Linked DNA regions of Homo sapiens: region 1 is linked to region 2. The links are chromatin loops, found by intact Hi-C in ENCODE. Cell type or tissue: HCT116. All regions are shown on one strand. Links, peaks and the distances in the headings refer to the core of each region. The heading gives the core; the rest is flanking DNA.

Evidence for each region. Hi-C counts contacts between places; a loop is a spot of excess contacts. Peaks named below come from ENCODE experiments on the same cell type or tissue, not always from the same donor. Only the 100,000 strongest peaks of a DNase experiment are listed, where the experiment ranks them.
Region 1: a loop joins it to region 2, with 2.6 times the contacts of the local background. A loop is called at or near these places in 10 of 110 quality-filtered maps.

What each region holds. Positions count from the first base shown.
Region 1 is chr10:3,479,226-3,485,097 of GRCh38, forward strand. All of the region lies in intron 3 of LINC02669 (long intergenic non-protein coding RNA 2669), which reads right to left. The region is part of intron 1 of LOC105376360 (a long non-coding RNA gene); the gene reads left to right. The region is part of intron 1 of LOC124902538 (a long non-coding RNA gene); the gene reads left to right. It overlaps LOC107984192 (a long non-coding RNA gene), which reads left to right and starts at 4,322. Exons shown (of 2, transcript XR_001747329.1): 1 at 4,322-5,872. In HCT116, for the core only: no CTCF peak of the experiment used is centred there; a DNase peak (open chromatin) is centred at 3,276; H3K4me3 peaks cover 893 bases.
Region 2 is chr10:3,760,646-3,766,517 of GRCh38, forward strand. It overlaps LOC105376363 (a long non-coding RNA gene), which reads left to right. Exons shown (of 4, transcript XR_001747332.1): 2 at 2,373-2,748. Among named protein-coding and RNA genes, the nearest start is that of KLF6, 22 kb to the right of the region's middle. RefSeq lists enhancers at 436-535, 1,951-3,150, 5,177-5,872. In HCT116, for the core only: no CTCF peak of the experiment used is centred there; DNase peaks (open chromatin) are centred at 1,553, 2,576 and 3,386; H3K4me3 peaks cover 2,036 bases; H3K27ac peaks cover 1,832 bases.

The DNA.
Region 1 (5,872 bases), core at 407-5,406, 280 kb before region 2:
GTCTCTCCTCTGAAAGGTAAGAGTGCAATTCTGCTGCCTGCTAGGCCTCCGCCTGATAATCCAGCTTTGCACCAAGAAAGGGAATCTTGGTGAGAAGCAAGGAGATGAATGCATGCTCTAAGCATTAAAATCTCAGGCAAGGCCATGCTGATGTACAGCTCTTGTGGACAAGTGAACACAGAAACGAGAGTGTGTATGCGGAATCCATCACAGAGCATCCACAGCCTGTGGTGACAAGTTCCCCCGCAGGAGAGCAAGCTGGGGATCACAGGAGTGTGTGTGTGTGGAAGGCACTGTGTCTTTTTCGCACATCCAAGAAGGCTCTTCTGAGAAATGGGCTTTTAGGAATTACTTGAGTCAATAAAGTTTTGGGCCCAAAGACCTAGTATCCCCCCGAAAGTGTGAAGGTCCAGAGATAAGAAAGAGTGATGATATCTAGTCAAAGCTAAAGCTGAGCCAGTTCCCCAGAGTGAAGAGGAATGAGAACCTATAGAACTAAGACCCTGGAGGGAAGGTGAAGATTTATGTCATTGTGGGGATGGATGTGAGCTGTTGAGTACTTGGGGCTTTATGGGGAGTCTAATGAAATGCCATCAAAAGACCAGCTGAGGGGGCATCACACTCACATTTGTGGTGTTGTGGATGAGGCTATTGTCTGACTGAGAGGGGCTGGAGGGGGAGTTGAGGAATTAGTGCAGTCCCGAGGCCATGGGGGCAAGATCTTGAACGAGTCCATCACAGGCCTCCATGTGAAGAACTAGATTTGAGAGACAAGTAAAACAGGATTGAGTTCAGCACCCAAAGGTTGCTTGTAGAACAAGAGATAAAGTCACCCTGAGCAGAACCCAGAGCGTCTTGTTGGGGAGGTTCTTGATCACTTTAACAGGACACTTAGGATCAAGCCACATCCCAGAAGGCAGGAGATGACCGCTGCCTCCAGCCTGTTGGGGCTCAGCTCTGCGCTGAGGCTTTTCAGAAAGGCCTGTGGGTAAATCGTTAGAAAGAATGGGCCACAGAGACAGGCACATGCACTTGCCTGTATGTATCCTTTGTGTTTGATGTTGTTCTTTGAAGTCTTCTAGAACTTGCTATAATTGACCAAGTCTTATGATTGAAAGAGTGAGGCTTTGAGGCGTCTCAGACCTAAGGTCAAGGGCAGCTCTGCCCTCATTGGCCATGTGACTCTGGGAAAGTGACATGGCCTTCGTTTACTAGTCTATGAGGTGGGGATAATAACAGTAAGAGCACAGCACTGTGGTAAAAACGGATGGCTTCAGGTGAACCTGCTGACTCACAGCGGGTTCCCTGCGACTTCAGTTCTCACTCAGAAGACATAATCCAAACTGTCTAGTGCTTAATGGGTATGTTTTCTCTCCCTGTCTGCTTCAACCCCCTGGACTTGCCCCTGAACCTCCTCCACCCCCCAAAAACTGTAAATACCTTGAGTTTGGGGGGACACCTTATAAATAAGTATTCCTGCATGAACTGTCCATTGCCACAGGCTCTTAGTAAAGACTTGTTGGATTGCATCGGATTGCTATCCACACTCAGCAGCCTGACCCTCAGCAAAGCTCAAGGATTCAAGGTGATGGGCAAAGCAGGCAGTTTTGAGTCCTACTGGGAAGCTGGAGTGGGCTGGGAATGCCGGAACCTCACTCGGCATGTTCCAAAGCAGAAGCTCTTGGTCTTGACTGAGTCTTAGAATTAGCTGGGGTGGGGTAGGGGAGGTTTAAACATCTCTGATGCCCAGGCCTCACTCCAGATCCATCACATCAGACTCTCTGGGGGCAGGACCCAGGCATAAGCATTTCACAGCTCCCTGGTTGCTTTCTATGTGGAATCAGGGTTGAGAAACTCTGTTCTAGTCCACAGTATCACCAGCAGACATGGGGAATTACAGCCATGTCATAAGTAACCCTTGGACTGCACTGCCTCTGATAAGATCCACAAGGTCATTGCCTTTCTACAAGTCATTGATGATGGGAATCCCTGATCATTTTCAAGATCTCAGTCATGAATATTGTGGATTGAAAAAGAAATATGTAGAAACAGGAACAAAATACTTTCATTATTTCTTATCCTTTGGCATACATTGAATTAGAAAACAAACCATCTAAATACTCTCACTTCAAGTTTAAATTTTTGTGAACTCTGGAAAAATAGTTTATTTATTAATTCATTTATACACTCACTCGTTCAGCTACGCTCTTCAGCAAATTGTATGTGGATTTTCCACTAGAACATAAGACAAGAGGGCATTGCCTGGTGTTCATTCACCATGTCTCCTTCACCCGTAACAATGCCGGGGACACCTCGAGTGCTTGTATTATTCTATGCAGGCTGCCATAACAAATACTACACACTGGGCAGCTGAAACCCAGAAATCTATTTTCTCACAGCTCTGGAGGCTGGAAGTCGAGATCAAAGCATGGGCAGGGTCGGTTTCTCCCAAGGCCTCTCTCATGACTTGTAGATGTGATCTTTCATCGTGTCCTCACAGGGTCATTCCTCTGTGTGTCTCTGCGTATCCAAATGTCCTCTTCTTCTAAGGACACCAGTCACATCGGATTAGGGTTCATCCTAAAATAACCATTTTAACTTAGCCACCTTTTAAAATGTCCTGTCTGAAAATACAGTCACATTCTGAGGTTGTGGGGATCAGGGCTTCAGCGTATGAATTTATGGGGGAGGGCAAAATTGTGTTTATAACACTGCTCGATGCATACAAACTAAAATGAATAGATGAAAATATTTGTAACAATGGAATTGGAGAAAAATGTGAAAATTCATTTGGGGTGCTTGTTAGATCTCCAAAAGAGTAGGTTTGGGGTAGAAATGCTGGAAATTCAGTGGTGGTCTGGGGTGAGCTGCCTTGATACTTGATCTGTCTTCCTTGGAAGGCATGCATCAGCCCATACCTTAGAATTTGACAGGAGACAATATCAAGGAAAACTTTCTCATCTCACAAAGATGGGAAAGAGGAAAAGTGATCTGCCATCTCCCTGTGTGTAGAGGAGGGCAGTGGTGCACGGAATAGGAGAGCCAGCGGATGCAGCCACTTGCCCTGCAAAGTTTGCATGGGCAACTGGCGTGGGCAGCGATGCTGCTGTGACAGAGGCCGAGGTGCCACCGGTGGTTCTGAGACGTGTGGAGAACATTTCACTCTTGGGAGCTGCTTCTTAGTCACCGCAAAACATCCATCAGAAACGAATCTGCCCATGTCCTGCCCGTGTGCTTCTGCAACATGTTGTAACCTGACACCGTTTTTGCATAAAGTTTGTAATTGGACCATTGCACCAAAGAAACCTGAAAAGCCTGCCGTGAATCATCAGGCACGGGAAGAAAGAGAGTGATGTCACGGAAATCTCATTAAAGTGTCCCCGTGCACATTGGAGATTCTTCGTTTTGTGCCACAGTCAGGAGAGGGGAGAAAACCTTTCCTAGGTGATGCTCCCTTGAAGGCTAAGTCTGAGTGTTTTAGGTATTTCCTTTTAAAGAAATCATGCACTATGACAAATGAAAGTGTGTAAGATTGCATTGTTACTTTCCTGTGCATGGCTGGACACACACTGGCGTCAGTCCTTGCCTGGGAAACAGTGGCATTCTGTACTTTATTGGAGTGCATTCTTGGGAAGCATTTGTTTGAGATCCTCTAGGGTCATCTAAGGGGCTCCCATGGCAAAGTGGCTGAAGATAAAAGTCAAGGTGAATCTAGCAGCTCAAAGTTTTCATGGGTCATTTATGATGGGTGTTAGGTCATCATCCTTGCCTATAAGATTGGAAATTAGGAGGCAGACTGACGTTTAAGCAAACAATTAGTAGTGTAAGTAAAGTTAATATGAAGAATAAGTCAGCTGGGCATGGTGGCTCACACCTATAATCCCAGCACTTTGGGAGGCCAAGGCAGGAGGATCAATGGAGCACAGGAGTTCCAGACCAGCCCAGGCATCATAGTGAGACCTAGGTTAAGACCTTGTCTCTATTAAATTTGAAAAGATTAGGCAGGGGTGGTGGTGCCTGCCTGTGGTCCCAGCTACTCAGGAGGCTGAGGTGGAGGGTTGCTCGAGCCCAGAAGGTCGAGGAGCAGTGAGCCATGATCATGTCACTGTGCTCCAGCCTGGGTGACAGAGCAAGACCCTCTCTCAAAAAAAAAGCCAATTTGAATGTTCTGTGTATGTATGTCTACATGCCCATGTGGTATGTGTACACATGTGTATGTGGATGCCTGTATGGTACATGTACCTGTGCCTGTGTTTGCATATGTGCACATGCATGTGCACGTGTAAATCTTTATGTGTATGTAGGTTTGTGTGCAAGAAAGTACATGTCTATATGTGTGTTAACATGTGCATGTATGTGTGCACATGCCTATGTGTACACACGTACAATGTGTGCATGCATGTACGCACCTATATAAGCATGTGTGTGCCTGTCTGTATGTGTACATCTCTGTGTACACATACATGTGTGTATAGGCATGTATGCATGTGTGTGGCTGCCTGTACGTGTACGTCTGCATGTGTCCACATATGTGTGTATAGGCATGTATACATGTGCATGTGGTTTGGAACAGGGAGCTACAGCATGACAGGCATGGCATTGTTCAGAGAAGAGAAGTGAGAGAAAGCTCCTGAACTCCTCCTCAGGAAGGCATCAGGAAGCGCGGCCTCTGCCTATCGGGATCTCACCACAGGGCTCTCCTCCCGACCCACTCCGCTGTGAGTAGAAGGGGGACATTGTCCCCACCAAGCCCCTGCATCCAGTTCTTTCCCAGCTGCTTGCCTTTTTCTCTGCAGGCTCCTGTAGGATGTACAGAGCCTCTTCAAGGGTAGTCCCTGTGACTTCCACCATGGGGTTGAGAGTGCAGACTGAGTTTTATGGAAATATCTCACGTGGTTCCACTTTCTCTGTTGGGGCCACTGAGCAATGCATTCCTTCTGGGCCCGTGTGGCCTTATTTTTCTGTTTTTTTCTTCACGCCCTATTGTTGAAGGTTCTATGGTTTCATATGCTTTATCCCGATAGCATGTTGCCCCCTCATAGCAGCTGGTTATTTGGCCCTGATGAGGTGGAGCTGGGGTTCCCGTTCCGGCTCCAGCCCTGGGCTGTTTGAAATTCACCCCGCCCTGGCTCTTGATTTCCTCTCCCTCTGGTTTCTAGTAAGGGGAGCGCCAGTCCAGTCTGAGCTCCACTGTCACTGCCGTCACCTTCTGATGGAAACCTGCTAGTTGTAAAGTCACCTCCCTCCATGCTCCATGGGAATGCTTGACGACTCCAGATATCCTATAATTAACTGCAGGGCTTGACGGGGGACAGAGAAACTCCACCGCATGTTTATTTTTACAAAGAGGCAGCCGCACAGAGGTTGCTGAGCACACATTTATGCTGAAACACTCGCCTAGGCAGCCCTCTTCATGGCCTGTAGGATGACAGTGAGGGCACTGTTGTGTTCAGCAATTGCCACAGGAAATGACTTTATGCAAATAATCCCAGGGGAGATGCTGTAGGCTCTGAGAAAGCCGTAATTACAGCTTCCACCCGGGCATTTTCAGTGATCAAGTCTCTGGAATGTAATCTTTCCAGGCCTTCTGGAACTGGGAGTGATAAACAATCATTTGGGATAATTGCCCGAGAGCAGCCTCCACTCTCCCAGAGGCCGTGGGGCAGAAATTCCAAGTCCCTGCCTCTGAGAAGGGGGTCCTTTGGCCACCTCCCTCCGCGGTCCTGGCCAACATGTCTGCATCTCTGAAATGGAGCTTTCCTCTCTCCTGGGCTGTTCGGAAACCGCCTTCTGGGATAGACATCTCCAAGGAAGAGCTGTGTCTACTTTGTTTCTTCCCCGCCTCTCACACCCGGTTCAATGTGATACCACA
Region 2 (5,872 bases), core at 453-5,452:
TCCAGAGAACTTTTGAGATCATCATTCCCACCTCTGAGTTCCCAGCACTTTTTTTTCCAAAAACCGTTTCATACTTAACTAAGGAATCTGTGCTTAATTATTAGCATTAAGGAGAATAGTGAAGGCTAATTGTGGCCAGCGTTTTATTCTTCAAGGTGCAGAAAAACATACATTTCCTTCCTTCCTTCCTTCCTTCCCTCCCTCCTTCCTTCCCTCTCTACTTCCTTCCTTCCTTCTTCTCTCTTTCTCTCTCTTTCTTGCTTTCTTTAGCCTGTGCAGGAGTCAGACTCTGTATTGCATTTAGAATGAAGATAAGTCAAATTTTTAATCCCTGAGCCAAACACATCGGGTAACTTTCAAGTTCCCCAGAATCTTCTGATTTTCACTTGGGTTCAAAACCACAGTTCCACATGCAGTTGAAGTGGCATTTTCTTCCATTGGCAACTTCTGCATTTGGTATCAAACCTTTGGTTATGCACAGAGCTGAGGGAGAGCAAACCGATTCTTCACGCATGTTCCACCCTTGGAGCACTCACCCCTACCTCTAGGAGAGCCCCTAAAATGAGCTTGAGTCCTCCATCCAGAAACGAACCAACACTTCTCACAGAGAAGATGGCAGGGCCTCGTGCATCAGAACCCCAGCCAATCAGGACTGCAAATAAATACCCAGAAGCTGGTCTCAATGATGCGCTTGGTATAGGAAATGAAAGACGGAACCAATGGTTTCAACAAAATGAGAGCAGAACTGAAAGTCTGCAAATAAAAATTACAGGTCCTTCATCACAGCTTTCCCTCCACACAGGCCGTAAGAAAACCATGCAGTTCTCTAAGAGAATGTTTTTTTTTTTTTTTTTCCAAGAGCTCTTGAGTCATCTTGGTTTCTGTCTCTTGATGTAGAATTGACTCTGAAAGCAATAAAATAGTAAAAACACCTCATTCCCCTGCTTTGCATGTAATGGACTAACCAGGAAGATAAAATGTCCCACTTCCGGGGCTCTTCACCTGACATCACCTTAGTTTGAAGTTACTTAGCTTGGTATTCTGGCATATTTTAGAAAGCAAAAAGCACCTTAAACCTTAACATTTTGTGTCATTTCTAGGCCAAACACTTTGGGGCTTTTAAAAAAAGTACACCAAGATAAAGTCATCATTGACTCTGTTGAAAGAAATGGTAGGCAAAAATAAATAAATAAATAAATTTGACAAATGTATTAAAAATTCAAGGCTAAATGGGTTGAACAAAAGATTGGAAGCCGAGGTAATCTGTGAGAGATCCATGCCCAGCTGGCTAAGCTTTTCATCCTTCGGTTCTTACCCCTGACTTGCTGAACCAGCATGGTTAGAAAATGTGGGCCACACACACAAACAACGTTGAAATTCCTTGGATGTCAAGCTTTTGATTCACGCCCATTCTGTAAAGCATTAGGAGGTCAAAGGTGTATGGTTTTCTGCACTTTGGAAAAGAAGGAGCTGACCATTTCCAGCCTTCAGTGCTCTCTTTCATGCTAATAATTGAGCTGGAATTCCTGAAGAATGACACTGGGCGCTGAGGTTCGTCCTGGGAAGTAGGGGTGGGGTTTGTACCTGCAGTTTGCATAGGATCCTCCCACTGACCTGCCTGTTAGAAAGGACAGTGGCTTCAAAATCTGTTTGTTGTTCATTTGTTTTTCTCCCCATAGAGAACAAGGTGAGTGGAGGTATCTTCAATGAGAAGAAAGGCCTGAGCTCCCATTCTCCTGTTACAAACACACCATGTCAAATATTTTTCGAGTCAATATGTTTTAATAAGTGCTCTTTATTTATTGGGGCTACAATACTACAGTTGAAATTGTTTGCAGACTTCATTGATTTTGACTGGAGGTCCCTGGAAGGCATGGTGGTTCCTGCCTCAGCAGAAACTTGTGTGGCAATAGGAGTGGAGGCCAGAGAGTCCTTAGGTCAGTCCCAAATTCCCTGGGAAAAAAAGGGTTAACTGTCCCTGCATTGAATTAACTGTGGGGATAAAACATTTGTGAATACCATGTACACACATAAAATTGCCCCTAAACAAATTATTCTGGAGATACGTTATTCTAGCAAATGGTCATTCGCACAACGCACACAGCACAGCTGTCCTTTCTGGGTTCGTATGATTCAGAAGGTCCCAGCTGAATCGTGACAGCAGGTGCATAAGTGGCCTCGAGCTTTTTCCTCATTATTTCCAGCAAACCCCGTCTCTGTCTACTTACCTCCTTCCTTAACAGCCTTTTCCTAACCAATTCTTTCTGCTCCCCTAGAAATATTACATTCTGCAAATGCGAAAGGAAAAGAAATGGGTATCTGCTCAGTGCCGATTTCAGAGAGTATCTACAAAGCTTTTCTCTTTTGCACAGATACTGCACTGAAGACTCGGAGGGGTTGAGCCGCTGGAGCCACGCAAATTCAGACACCTCTTCCGCCCCAGGTCACTCTACTCGCCCACGCTGCCTGCCACACCCATCCGGTTGTGCGGGACACTCCCCGCGTTTCTTCAGCGATTCTTATCGGGCTCCCTCCTTGTTCAATAAAGGTGAAGGGTGTGGGGTTTTCTGTGCATACGCTCAGGAAGTTGAGTCCCGGTGAAACGTGTCAGGTTGCCATTTCCCAGGCTGGAAAGATTTTCCCAGGACGGGTATGAATAGACGATGAAAGTGCACACTCTTACCCGGCTGCCCGACCCAGGTGCCAGGCTTCTGACTCAGGACCATCTGTGGGTGCGAGTGCAGGGAGGTGAGTCACTGCAGCCTTGCTCAGTCCCCCTGCAGAGGTCAGATCCTGGGCCCCAAAAGCTGCTCCAGGATGAAAGCCTGCTCTCAGTGAGACTAAAATCCTGGTCATTTGTGTTCTGCAGTCATGAGCATGTAACCCTAATGTAGAACAACAACTTAGCCAATGACTATTTTTTCTGTTCATGCCACAGTACCTGAAGGAGAATTGCTGCTTCTCTTAATGGTGCCTGCCACCCAACCCAATAGTTAGCATGTGAACGTCTTGCTTGAGATCAGCTTCTGGGTGTAAAAATAAATTTAAATATAGAAAATTCAAATAACACCCATTCATTTATCAAAGATCTCAAATGTTCTATGATCAAGGCAAAAATCTAGTAGCCAAACAGAGGGTTCCCTAGCTGGTTTGACAGCCACACAGAAGGATGGTTTGTACACAGCCACTATTTTTCTAGAAGCCAGGGTAGCTTATGTTTGGGACATATATAAAATACAAGGTAAAGGCTCTTTGATTTGGGGAGGGATGATGGGAGGGGAAATAAAGGCATAAACATGAAGTAACAAGGGAAGTCAAAAATTCAGGTAGATAAGGCGAGAGCTGACGCTGTTGCAATCCATTCTTCATTCCCCATACGTGAGTTGCCTGAGGTTTCTGAGGTCACAGAAGCTGTGATGAACATGATTCAGTAGGAAGCAAGCAGGAATAGGAGCCAGAATCCTGAGTTCTCCTCTCAGCTCTGATGCTGACACTGTGATCTTATTATGTAAGATTAAATAAAAATCGTGTTTTAGACACGTAGGCAGAGAAAAAGTCACCATGCTGAAATTGGCCAAGGGACTGAACAGAACCTGTTGCGTAGGATCTTTTCATGATTCTAAGTTCTACAGGAGTTAGACACAATATCTGAACGGTCTCAGGTCTCTATCTTTAAGATACTAGAACTCAGGATTGAACTGGAATTTGAAGCAGAATACTCTGTTTGCTGAGTGCTGAGTTCTGCCAAGAGATAAATTTTTCTCCAGCCTCTGCAGACAGAGGCACCCTGAGCTCCTGGGATCTGGGGCAGCAGCCTCAGGGCTGTCCTGGATTTGAACGGCAAGTACAGAATTGCACCCATCCTCTCAGTAAACCTGAGCAGTAGACATCCCCATGCCCACTTTAGAAAGAGGGAGGTTAAAGCTCCCATGTGTTAATCAGTTCTCATGGTTAGAAACTTCTGGAGCTGGCATTTGAGAGATCTGTTGGACTCTGAAGCACATCTGTCTTCTCATTTAAGCCCTGTTCTAGGCATTTGCCCATACAGGGTGTGAGACTGGGCTTGTCAGTAACGTCCCTGCACTTGTAGAAACAGGACAGAAGAGGCTGCTGGCATGGGCCACCACACAGGCAATGGGCTAAGAAAGAACAGTCAGGATGCAAGAGAGAAATTTCTCCGAGTTCATAACCAGCCGATTGTGCAGGTGCAAACTTTGTGATCTGTGCACACCAAAGATCATTTCCGTATTTGCCTTGTAGCTGCCACTGTTGTTGTTTGCTAGGGAAAGGTGATAGTCCCTTGAAAACCTGTTCTGTTGCCCTGAGGCCACTTGATATCCAAAGTTTTCTTCATCCCTCAACCACAGCAAGCACTGACCCTCACAGTGACAGAGTGTGGGCAATGCACTCTGCACTCCTGAGTTACACAAATAAGGATTGATTTGATCGTTTCAAAACAAGGAGGTCACTGCAAAATTCAACAAATGCTCAGTAATGCCATTTTCTTCGCTGAGAGCTCCTCCTCTGCCAGCAGTACATGTCCCTCTCTAAGAAAAGGACTCTCAGAAGTGGGCAGATCGTAAGAGCTATGACTGATGATGAAGCAAAGATGAAAATCGTCTTCATGACTTGCATGTGCAGCAGAGGAAACCACAAGTTATTCCCTGCAAGCCGGAAGCGGGCGGATGTTTTCATGGCCAAAGCCAGCAGTCCCCATTTCTGTCTGTCATATTTTAGGGTAACTTGATGGAAGAGAGGGAGCAGGTGGCAGGGACAGCAAAGCACAGGCACCTTCTAGAAACAGTGAAGGGCTCAAGACATCCTGAGAATGCCAACTGGGTGCATGTGTCTGCTTTTGACCCACCCCAGATCTTTCTGTTTCTGAGTCCTGTACACCTGCAACAAGGGTAGGAGGGTAGTTTTTTAAATCGTTTTCCCTGTTTTACAAAGAAGAAATTACAATTACAATCTGGATCCCATGGGGCTGTGACATACATCACCCACCTTTGTGCCAGGACTGGGGCTAAGCTCCTTGCAGATACAATTTTTAATCCTGACAATCTTCCAGCACATTTGCTATCCTCAACCCCAGTTTTACAAATGACAAACTGAAGCAGAGGGAGGTGATGAAGCAGCTGCATCATATTTGAACACAATTCTCCCAGTTAAAGGTGCATTTCCATGCATTTGCTCTTGAGAGCTCCTCACCAACTCGCGAATTTAGGAAGATGAGAATTTCTCCTTCAGATACGTAGTGTGTTGGCCCACATCACAGAGCTAGTAGGGAGCTGGGTTCTGGAACCCAGGCCTTTGAGCTTCGGTGCATTTAATTTGTTGCTGAGATCTGAATATTTCCTTGTGACTGATCATGAAAACGTGATGAAATGGAAAAGAGTTACTAAAAGGAATGGTGGACGTGGGACTGGAAACAAAACAACGTGCCTCTAAGTTAGCCATTGGGGTAAAAGTGGAGCGAGGTCAGAGGCTCGTCAGGACTGTACTGGGCACGGCCCTGGCCTCCTCACTCACTGCCCACAGCAGCCCTCCCAGGGGACTGCACTGGTGGAGGAGGGGCAGACCCAGTCTGCCCTCGGATGGGACGCAGGGATTCAAAGTCCATTTTTCCATCTGAAACACTGACTGCATCACACGTTACCTTTAACTGGAAAAAGACAACATGCACTTTGCAATGTTCTGCGTTAAGATGAATACATGATGAACAGTGACAGCTTAACTGTCTGGTTGACCTTGAAGAAAAAAAGACAACCATTCTGTTTTAATGTAGTCAAATAAACATCAAGTGGCTTGCAAGTAAAAAGCAGGAAAAGGCAGCACTTTGTGAAAAAGGAGGTTTGGGATTTGTAAACGTTTT